Linked DNA regions of Homo sapiens: region 2 is linked to region 1. Evidence: chromatin loops called from intact Hi-C (ENCODE). Cell type or tissue: Panc1. All regions are shown on one strand. Links, peaks and the distances in the headings refer to the core of each region. The heading gives the core; the rest is flanking DNA.

Region 1 (5,381 bases), core at 88-5,087:
AGAAAGAGGACAAAAGAAAAAATGAGTAGTTAGTGAAAACGTTTACTTTAAAGGAGGGACCATATTAACACAGTGTAGTTAGAAATGAATTAAATGACCCATTTTTAAAGAGAAAAGACTAGACTACTTGTGTCACATAAAATTTATACATATGACTCATTTAATTATTTTCAAACTAGTTGCAAATAGATCCCATGAAACTCAAACAGCATTATTTACTTTTAAACCTGGTTGCTGACAGACATTCAAAGCATTAGCAAAAATGCCAGTGTACCCAGTTGTTCACCGCAGACAAGGAGGATTTCCTTTGAAATTTAAAAGAACTTTTTCATTTTTTAAGGAAAATAACTAGATATGTCAAGTTAACTAGGCAAAATGGAACAGAGATATTCTGAAATGCTGAGCTCTTCTGTTTCAGATGTAAGCAGTCACTCTCCTGGGTGCCTTGTTAGCAAAATTTTTAAAGAACTATCCTGACAACTTGTCAGCAATTGAAAGAAACCTTGTTGGTCACAATTTCTGTTATTTTTATCTGAATTCCCCACCAAATAATTTTTCCATATGACAGTCACAAATTCTTTAACGATGGAATGTCGATGATTTGATGTCACTTGCTATACAGGTAGCACTTGACCTTGTGGCACAAGACTGGGCCCATGTGGTGGTCCCTGAGACCTTCTCCATGCTGGGCCTCAGAGGCTATCAGTGTAGGAATTCCTGAGGCACTGGCAGCTACTTCATCTAGCATGTCTTTATACATTTATGTCTTTTAAAAATTTTCAAAGTTAAAATTTAGAAAACACTATACGGCCGGGCTCAGTGGCTCATACCTGTAATCCCAGCACTTTGGGAAGCTGAGGCAGGTGGATCACTTGAGGTCAGGAGTTCAAGATGAGCCTGACCAACACGGTGAAACCCCGTCTCTCTAAAAATACAAAATTAGCCGGGCACGTGGTGGCAGGCGCCTGTAATCCCAGCTACTTGGGAGGCTGAGGCAGGAGAATCACTTGAACCTGGGAGGCAGAGGCTGCAGTGAGCTGAGATCGAGCCATTGCACTCCAGCCTGGGCAACAAGAGCGAAACTTCATCTCGAAAAAATAAAAAAAATAAAATAGAAAACACTATGAAATCAATATGATGGATTCATTTGTTTTTATCTGTGCTTACTTCCAATGTTGCATGCAAAAAAAAGTCGCTTTGTGCAGACACAGAAAAGAGATCTGAAGAATTCAAAGGCTTCTCAAATCAATATTCAAGTGATGTTACTGCCCAAGGTAACAAAAGATAACAGTGACACATTTGAGAACACAATATGGGTTACTTCTCCATTTCACCATGGTGTACGCACAAGATAAAGCCAAAAGCAACACACCATGTTCTCACTCTCTATTCACAAAACAATTACCTTTTCTTGAGAATTTCATTAATTATAGATCATTAATGAATACATTTGTTCATAAAGATTATCTTTGGTGATGTAAAAAAATTCAAGTCAATAATTAAAATAATCAAGAAGCTACATTTTAAATTTTACTTGGACCAAACCAAAAATAAATTTCAAATCATCATAGCTTTTCTACTTTGAGGATTCAATTAGATAAGGTGATTATGAGGACAGTCAAAAAGGCCAGTAAATTACTTACTTGCATTAAAATAACTTACATTGAAATATTCTGCTTTGAACAACAATCAAAGGTTAGAGACCACTATGCATATTTGAAAACATAAATGACCAGCAGAGAACATAGAACAACTAATTTTAAATACTTGATTTCTGAAACAGAAAATACAACAGATACCCTCTAGGTTAAGTAAATGTTTAAAACCACATACTGTGCTAATTTACCATACCTTTCCTTCAATGAGCTGCAAATGTGGGGCTTTAGTTGGGCTTCTCACTTCCCTCCTGCCGTCCCCATCTTGTACCACGGCAATGCTGACAAGTCCAGGTCCATAGGCTGAAATCTCCCCAGCAGCGCCAGGAAAATCCTTCATAAGACTTTGGTCCATGACACCAATCGGAGCTAGTAAAGAGTGACAATTTTGGATTATTTTAGGACATATGAATCATAAACTTTATGGAAAATTTCCCCCTTACAGGAGATAAACAGGCAGCATATAAATAGTGAACAGGAACAGAGACATTGCTTGAGCTCTGAAAATACCCACCATATAAAATAAACTAATTTTTAAACGTTTACCAAATTCTGAAAGTATTCTGAATTTTAATGCACTGAGCTACACCAGGGTCTCAAACCACAGGTATTGGAAGGATAAACTCAGATCATGGAACTGGCCAGTAGGAGGAGCTCTAAGACCAGCTGAAACACCAGAGTTAAGGCAAACAGAATTACAAGGTAAGCAGTATTTTAACTCTTTGGTCTCCTACGATTTATTTCTGAATCTATCTATTGCAACAAATGATTATGCAATTATTAAGATGATTTGCTCCAATAAGTTTTAAGAATTGCTCCATAAAGGAACCTTTAATTTGAATACCCTTCAAAAGAAAAAATAGTAAATAAAAGACAGTAAAGGTAAATTTTAGGGATTTTAACTTCTATATTTATGTTTAATATTTTTTATTTTTTAATCCCCTTCCTCAATGCCTTAACACGAACTATGGTAAATCTATACATAGACACCTCCCTCATCCCAGAAAACCTGGCCCTCATGTGCTCTCTTCTTCTCTCCTACAGATAGGCAGAAATGTACATTGTATTGAAAATTCTGTCATAGTGCAGATCAAACCAAGACTACCTCAAACATCAGCAAGGCAAAGTGAGTAGTAGGTGGCAGGACCTCTGTCCATCTGTAGCTCCTCCCCAAACAACAGAACTACCACAAGGTCATTTCACTTTACATAAAAAGTACTCTACGGACACCATGAAGTTTACTCTGGTTCCATGTCCTAAGGGAAGCCTGGTCAACACAAACACCTTTAGACTGCAAGCTCTTGGAGGGCAGGATTGTGTGTGAACTACCATACTGAACTTGAGAGGCCTCAAGCACTTTGAATACATGTATCCCAAGCTACCTCTCAATCCACAGCCTTCACCTGCCCTGTCCAAAACTTAATTCTTTTCCAGTCTTGCCCTTTTCACAAAACGCTCTTCTCATATTTGCTCCCATTTGCTTGAACTGGGAACGTGAACATCTTCCAAGACTCTTCACCCCTCAACACCAGCAAGTCCAACAAGGTCCTTGTATATATTTCTAAATGTGGCCAGTTCTTTCCATTTCTAATTCTACTACCTCACCTTGTGGAGATTTTCCCAGCCCTTAAATACTCACACTTTGAATGCCCATATCAAATCATAGTCAACATTAGAATAAATTTGCATTTTACATTAAGTATAGTTATTTTCCAGCGGTTTTTGTTGTTGTTGTTGTTGTTGTTTGTTTTTGAGACACAGTCTCGCTCTGTCACCCAGGCTGGAGTGCAGTGGTGCAATCTTGGCTCACTGCAACCTCCATTTCCTAGGTTCAAGCGATTCTCCTGCCTCAGCCTCCTGAGTAGCTGGGATTACAGGCACGCGCCACCACGCCTGGCTAATTCTTTGTATTTTTAGTAGAGATGGGGTTTCACCATGTTGGTCAGGCTGGTCTCAAACTCCTGACCTTGTGATCTGCCCTCCTTGGCCTCCTAAAGTGCTGTGGTTAGAGGTGTGAGCCACCGTGCCCAGCCTCCAGCAGTTTTTTTTAATAAAGAAACTTCTAACAAGATCTAAATAAGTTTCCCTTGGAAAGTATATGGCTATGATTAATTCTTTTGCTTACAATTATGATTTCTACACACCTATTATACATACTCAGAAATTTTGCAAAATGAAAAAAATCTGACCTAGAAATGGCTTCAAATGTAATGATATTAAAATTTGAATATCAAATTAAAAGTTATTAAAGTTGACAAAATGCTGACTTTGCATACTTTTAAACACTTATTAATTTCAGCATGCAGTTTCTTGTATTTTGAAGCCGATACATTTATTCAGGTCTTAAACATCTGAGAAGCTTGTAGGCCCTGGCAGAGCCCAAGATACCAAATGGCTAATTGGCCTACTCCCACTAAAGGGAAGACCACCATCGCTTTCACCTGGACCATTCCTAACCAGCCTGCCTGCTTCCTTGCTCAATCTAATTGTTCTCTTGCATCAAATGATTTTTTTTTTAAAAGATAACGCTGTGCTCTTGCGGGCACATAAACCCACATAAACCCTTCAATGGTTTCCTAGAGCATATGGAATAAATAAAAACCACATTCTTCACCATGGCCTCCAAGGCCCTGCATGATCTGACCCAGGCTTACCTCTCCCGCCACTTCCTAAGCTCTGACTGCACTTGCCTTCTCTCTGTTCCAGGAATGTATCCAGCTCTCCCTCACCTTATAGCTTCATCGTTGCCGCCTCTGCTACCTGGAATGCTTTATTATTAAATATCTCTTGTCCTTTCCTTGGCTGCCTCCTTCTCATCCTTCAAGTCTCAACTGACCTGGTTCTTCCTCAAATAGGCCTTCCTTCCCTGATGATCCTATTTAAGTAACGTCCCTGTTCATTTTACTTTCCACCTTCAGGAAATCACTTGGTTCCTCAACCCCCAAATGCATCTTGGTTGTTGGTTCTCTTAAATGACTGATTTGTCTTCTTTGGGGTTTGATTTTCTAATCTCGGAGGGGACTCCCTGTCCTAAAACAGCTGTTCTAGATTGATTTTCATTTTGATATTTGATCTTTAGATTGAATCCCACTTTTCACTTGCTATGTAATCATAAGAGGATTTATTTTAATTTGCCAAACTTTAAAGTGAGGCTAATATACCTAAATTATTCTAGCCTTACTTAAAAAGTAAACAGGAAAAAGAAAATACAATACATGAAGACTACAACAACAAATGGTATGTTGATAAGGAGTGGTAAAGAAAATAAAAGCTCAGTGCCAGGTTACAGCCTAGCTTTGCTCTGGGGGAAAAAACGGAGAATATAAGCCCTAATCAAAGAGTTCACTGGCTGTCTGGTCATGTATTGGCGTTAAAAGCCTCCTATTTTTCACAATAACACAATAATCCTTTTGATGACTTACCCATCTGATGAATTACGGCCTCCAAAACACAAAGAGAAAAATAATGGATTACTGTGCCATGTTTGTTGTTTTCACTTGGAAAAATCATTGTTTTCAGATACAGACCTCCTGTAACCCTCTGCACTAACTGCCCATACAAGATGGTGGATTTCCTTGAGCACAGTTTGTATACCTCAAAGAAAATGCTGTTTTACTGCTCTTTTTAAATGCTAAACTTTGCAATATAAGAGTTATACAGCCTCACAGTTTCAAACAAATGCTGAAAACAGACAGTGTTCCAGAAAGAGCAATCATTTCTCTCAGG
Region 2 (5,381 bases), core at 196-5,195, 170 kb after region 1:
TACTGTTTCATTTCAAAGACTGTACTTCCACACAGATAATTATTCCTGACCACTGCAAAAAATCTGCTTACCACATATTCACCAGTAACCAACCCACTAGGTCTCTTCTTAACCTAACAATTTTTACAGATGCCAGGCACTCTATGAAGCATTTTATAAGCATTAGTTCATTTAATCCTCATGTAACTCTGAGGTAGGTATGATTTTTAACCCCTTACTACAGCAAACGAGGCTTTGAGAAATAATTTGCCCAAGGTCACAATGGCATATGTGGCAGTCTAACCAGCATCAAATAGAGTGGACATGTTACTGATTCCTTCTAATCAATATTCCATCAAAGAAATTTGTAAGGAAATAAATGCACATTCATTAAGTTCACAGGTAAGAATATGAGTGGCCAGGATTATATCAGAATTCAGTTTAACCTTGACAGTTAGGTAAATGGGGGTCAACTAAATGAATTCAATTGAATGGAAAGAAGTACAATGGGAGATAGGGGAGAATAAATGATGAAAAGTGCAATAGGGTGAAAAAATTAAAAAAAAAGAGAAAAACAAAATACTCTTAAAACTTCCATCTTCTAATCTCGAAAATAAGAACTGAAACATCAGTTCTCAATCTTTTCTGTTTCCCAAAACCCTTTCAAAAACCACTCCTAAAGTTCTCTTTCTCCCTTAACCTGTCTCTCTCATCCACTTGTGCACACACACACAGAGATGCTGCACACACACAGGAGTGCATGCACATGGGAACACAATACCTCACTTACAGTCTCAGGCAGTTTATGCACCCATGAGGCCCAAGAACCCCACTCTCCACCCCAGGTCAGGAGTCTGAACCAAATAATCTCCCTCAAGGTAAATGAATCTAGGGTGAAAAACAAGTAGCTTCTGGACAAAAAGAGAAAGAAACAAAGAATTATGGCAGAGTGTAAATCACATTTTAATTTTATGTCTTCAAGCTACTGGGATATGTACATATATCAGTAGAATGTAGGAAACTCTGAAAAATATGAGTGAATTCAGCACTGTTGTTATAATGGCCCAGCCCTGAAGCTCATCAGCAGGTCTGGAAACGTAAATACAAGGGCTTGGAAAAGGTGACTTCAGAGTTGGTAATCAGAACTATATGACAAGCTTTTTAAAACCACAATTATCCTGGAAAAAGGCAACTGAAGGGTAACATAAGTTTTTAAGTATTTGAAAATTCTTTCATGAAGGTTGATGGTGAGGCCCTAAGAGCAAAGCAAGAGGAAACTGGTCTCTTCAGAAAGATTTGATTTAAATGCATGAACTACCCTACCTGACCTAGGCAATAAGGTCCGATAGATGAACAGTGACAAAACCACTTTGGGAGCCTTTCCATGCCTCCTAACCTGGAAAGAACTAAAATGATCCCCATGATGCCGAACTTAGTTATCTATGCAAAATTTCAACTTGGCTATCTAAAGCAAAACCTTATTTAAGATACAGGTCAGATCTCAGGAAAGATTGTTCTTATCCTTCAATTTATTCCAGATTATTTGGGAGACAATCTATGTACTTTTTGACTTTATGGCTCTAATAAGGTAGAGTGAAAATATGCAAAATTCAGAGAGGTATCTGTGAAGTGAAAACATGTTTCCATTTTAAAGATAACTGAGAATATGAAATTAGCTCAATTGCAATCTTTGAAGAAAAAATATCCAGAAGCAGTATGAATGCACTCATAGATCACATGAAATCTATTCCAATGCCAAGAAGTAAGAGACATCACTTTAAAATAAGAAAATTCAGAAAGCCTCTGAAATTCTAATTAAAATTAATACTATCCCAACACCATGGAAATATATAGCCTATCTACTCTCCTAGACATGAAAAACATGCCTCTAAGAAACTTACAACACAGATCCCAAGCCAACCACAAAACCAGGAGAAACAATATCAGTGGTTAGAAAAGCAAATAAACATTACCGACATGATATTTCTACATGAAACATTACCCATTTCTATGTCAACTCTATCAAAGAATCTTCACTAAAGATTCTTCACCTCTAATATATTAAAGGTTCAATGAATTAATTCATCAAATATTTATTAAATACAATGAGTAGGTGCTTCACATCACAAATACCTATAATATTCCCTCTCTCATATGAAATACACACACATACACATACTTTATAGAAAAAGCTACCAAAATCTATTAGCTATAACTATAAACCGGCTGGGTGCGGTGGCTCACACCTGTAATCCCAACACTTTGGGAGGCCAAGTCGGGTGGATCACTTGAGGTCAGGAGTTCAAGAACAGCCTGGTCAACATGGTGAAACCCTGTCTCTACTAAAAATACAAAAATTAGCCGGGCATGGTGGCACACGCCTGTAATTCCAGCTACTTGGAAGGCTGAAGCACGAGAATTACTTGAACTGGGAAGACGGAGGTTGCAGTGAGCCAAGATCACGTCACTGCACTCCAGCCTGAACGACAGAGTGAAACTGTGTCTCAAAAACAAAATAAAAACAACAACAGCAACAAAAACTATAAATCATTTCTAGATGATAACTGAGATTATTTATTTCTTTCCTTCTTGGCTTACCTATAACTTTTTTTTTTTTTTTTTTGAGATGGAGTCTGGCTCTGTCACCCAGGCTGGCGTGCAGTGGCGCAATCTCCGCTCACAGCAAGCTCTGCCTCCCGGGTTCACGCCATTCTCCTGCCTCAGCCTCCCGAGTAGCTGGGACTACAGATGCCTGCCACCACGCCTGGCTAATTTTCTGTATTTTTAGTAGAGACGGGGTTTCACCGTGTTAGCCAGGATGGTCTCGATCTCCTGACCTCATGATCCACCCGCCTCAGCCTCCCAAAGAGGTGGGATTACAGGCGTGAGCCATCGCGCCCAGCTATAATTCCTAAACAACTCTAATAGCTAACTTGGAGGCCATTTCCCTATAGTTAATGACATCAGGCATTGACTCCATTTTAGATTTTAGTCTAGGGCACTGCCCACGCAGAGAAATGATACAAATCTCATAATATCAAGTTGCTGGTTTATGCCAAAACATGGCATCCCAAAGGATGTTCTGTCTAGAATTGGTGACAGAATCGCATACAAATCTTCTATTTGCTCAGACATTCCAAAGACATTAGAACTGTTTGCATGTTGAGAGGAAGAGACTAGGGCTAAGAGTGGATCTGCTGACTCCTAACGGTTCAGCCCTGAGATTCCAAGATTCTATAAAAGAGCAGTGAATTAGGGTTTGGCTATTATTTGCTGACTACGAAAGCCAGCATAAACATTTACTTCAGGCTTTGAAATCTGTAAGGGTACCCAGTGGTTAGGTACAGTAATTCTGAATCTGAAAAAAACAAGCCCACTGGAAATGTTTCTAAATAAAGGTGGGATGGAGGAGGTAGGCACATTTCTTTTGTTTTCTCCAAGTAAACAGCACAGATTTTAGAAATGCAAAATGTGACTCAGTGGTATTGATCCCTATAAACTGTTTATTTGCCTTATAAAACTAGTAGCAATTCACACTTTTCAATAAAAAGCCCACACATAGCTTTTAAACAGGCTACTTCAGTTCAAAAAAGAAAGAAAAAGGCCCATGTCTTCAGCTGGGATTACAGGCGTGCGCCACCATGCCCGGCTAATTTTTGTATTTTTAGTAGAGACAGAGTAGAAACAGAAACAAAACAAAACCTTCAAAAATATTTAGCATTCTGCTATATAAAATATAAACCCTATATTCCTAAATGAAATGGCAAAGATACAACCTTTGTAGTTCACCAGCCACAGTAATATGAGAGGGGTGATTCAGGGCAGAACCTGATGTTAAACATAACTGTACAATATTACTAATTACAGAGAAATTGTACCAATAAATATTTTGGTTGTGGACTGCTTTGTCATCTTTGCAAGTATTTTTAGTTGAAAGCAAGTGGTTGGGTAGTACACGTGGACATGGTTCTGATTTTTAAATACCTATTTTTACATTCTGGTCACTGGTTAGGTTTTCTAAACTCAATTCCTTAGAACTAGTAATTTGGAAAGGGTAAGCCACAAGAATGTTACGTTAAGAAGCCAAGGATCTAACTAGCTCAGCAACTCAGATCAGCACAAAACTCATTTGGAAACCTCCAAGTGCTAGCATTATCTAATGATGGACCCAGGCAGTCAGTAAATCGTTAAGAACAGGTATGAAAGTGAGCAAACTGCCCTAAAGCTATCTCCTGAAAAACAGCAAGAGATATCTGAACTTCCTTCTTTTATATTTAGATGGTTATTTTTTTGGTGGCCTCTCTTCAGATTCATCCCCTAAATTAAATTTGCTTCTTTCTACTTGGACTTAAATTTCAGATTTGAAATATACACACTTAGTTGCTACAAAATGCTCCCTGGCAGTTTACATTTTTTACAAAAGTTAGGAAAAATTTTACTGAAATTATAGCTTTAACTGATTTTTTAAAATCACTTTTAATCTTTTTTAAGGATCACCATGCAACGTAGATATATGAAGAGTTCGAGGGACGTGGCTCAATTCATCCACGAATTTTCTTTCGAAGGTTTTTGCAAAAAGTGCTCTCAACTACTTGGACTAGTGGTTAAAGATTAAAGAACTGTTATGACTAAGTCTTTCTTACAGAGGGATGTTTTAAAAGGAAAGAAACCGTCCCTTCCCGTTACTCTAAATGAGCAGCCTCTTGTTCTCGGCAGTCTGTCTGCACACAAGACCACTACTGACTTCAGTGGGAATTCTGCCCAAGAAGTGAGGAAGACAGGATAGGATTAAATTAGCGCTAAATCCACACCATTGTTCCAAGCCATTACCACTTGTACAGTTCTCCAATAACCTCCAAAGAATAGATATCTGAAGTTTGATGGTGGTTCTTAAATTGAATTAAAAGAATGACCACTCGAGCTCTGACAGGTGACACAGCATAGCTCTTCAAAAGTTGTGTCAAACTCACAGCCTAACGGATGGAGCCAGTTGGCCCTTATCACAATTCAAGATTGCATTGCAATGCAGCCCCCATCAGTGGCTGCAACAGCCACCCAGTGATTTCTCACAGCAATGAGCCTGCAAAGGGAAACTGAATAGGATTAAGCACTATTCGTTCCCCCACTGAAACCTGTTCAAAGCTTGAGAATTCTAAATCCTAGCCCCTGCAGCATAGAAACTGACTCAGTTTCCCTCAACTGCTAAGTCCAAGGTGAAATCTGACAGAACACCAACTGAAATGCTAATTCTCAACAGCGTTATAAAGAGACCAGATAAATAATGTATTCCGTTGAAAAAAACAATAAAAACGTAGGGTGGGGGAGGAAATAAAGACTGAAAAACTGAGGGGAAAACCGCGAAAGTCGTTTTTTTAAAACAGCTTAAATAACAGTAACAAGAG

What was found. Peaks named below come from ENCODE experiments on the same cell type or tissue, not always from the same donor. Only the 100,000 strongest peaks of a DNase experiment are listed, where the experiment ranks them.
Region 2: it touches region 1 in a loop (4-fold over the local background); 51 of 110 quality-filtered maps call a loop at or near these places.

The regions. Positions count from the first base shown.
Region 1 is chr6:130,883,245-130,888,625 of GRCh38, forward strand. EPB41L2 (erythrocyte membrane protein band 4.1 like 2) reads right to left here. Exons shown (of 20, transcript NM_001431.4): 12 at 1,852-2,024. Among named protein-coding and RNA genes, the nearest start is that of SMLR1, 59 kb to the left of the region's middle. In Panc1, for the core only: CTCF peaks have their summits at 2,283 (motif pointing right) and 2,516; a DNase peak (open chromatin) is centred at 2,317; H3K27ac peaks cover 905 bases.
Region 2 is chr6:131,056,531-131,061,911 of GRCh38, forward strand. All of the region lies in intron 1 of EPB41L2 (erythrocyte membrane protein band 4.1 like 2), which reads right to left. Among named protein-coding and RNA genes, the nearest start is that of EPB41L2, 4.0 kb to the right of the region's middle. In Panc1, for the core only: CTCF peaks have their summits at 3,214 and 3,415; DNase peaks (open chromatin) are centred at 3,091 and 4,786; H3K4me3 peaks cover 2,250 bases; H3K27ac peaks cover 4,274 bases.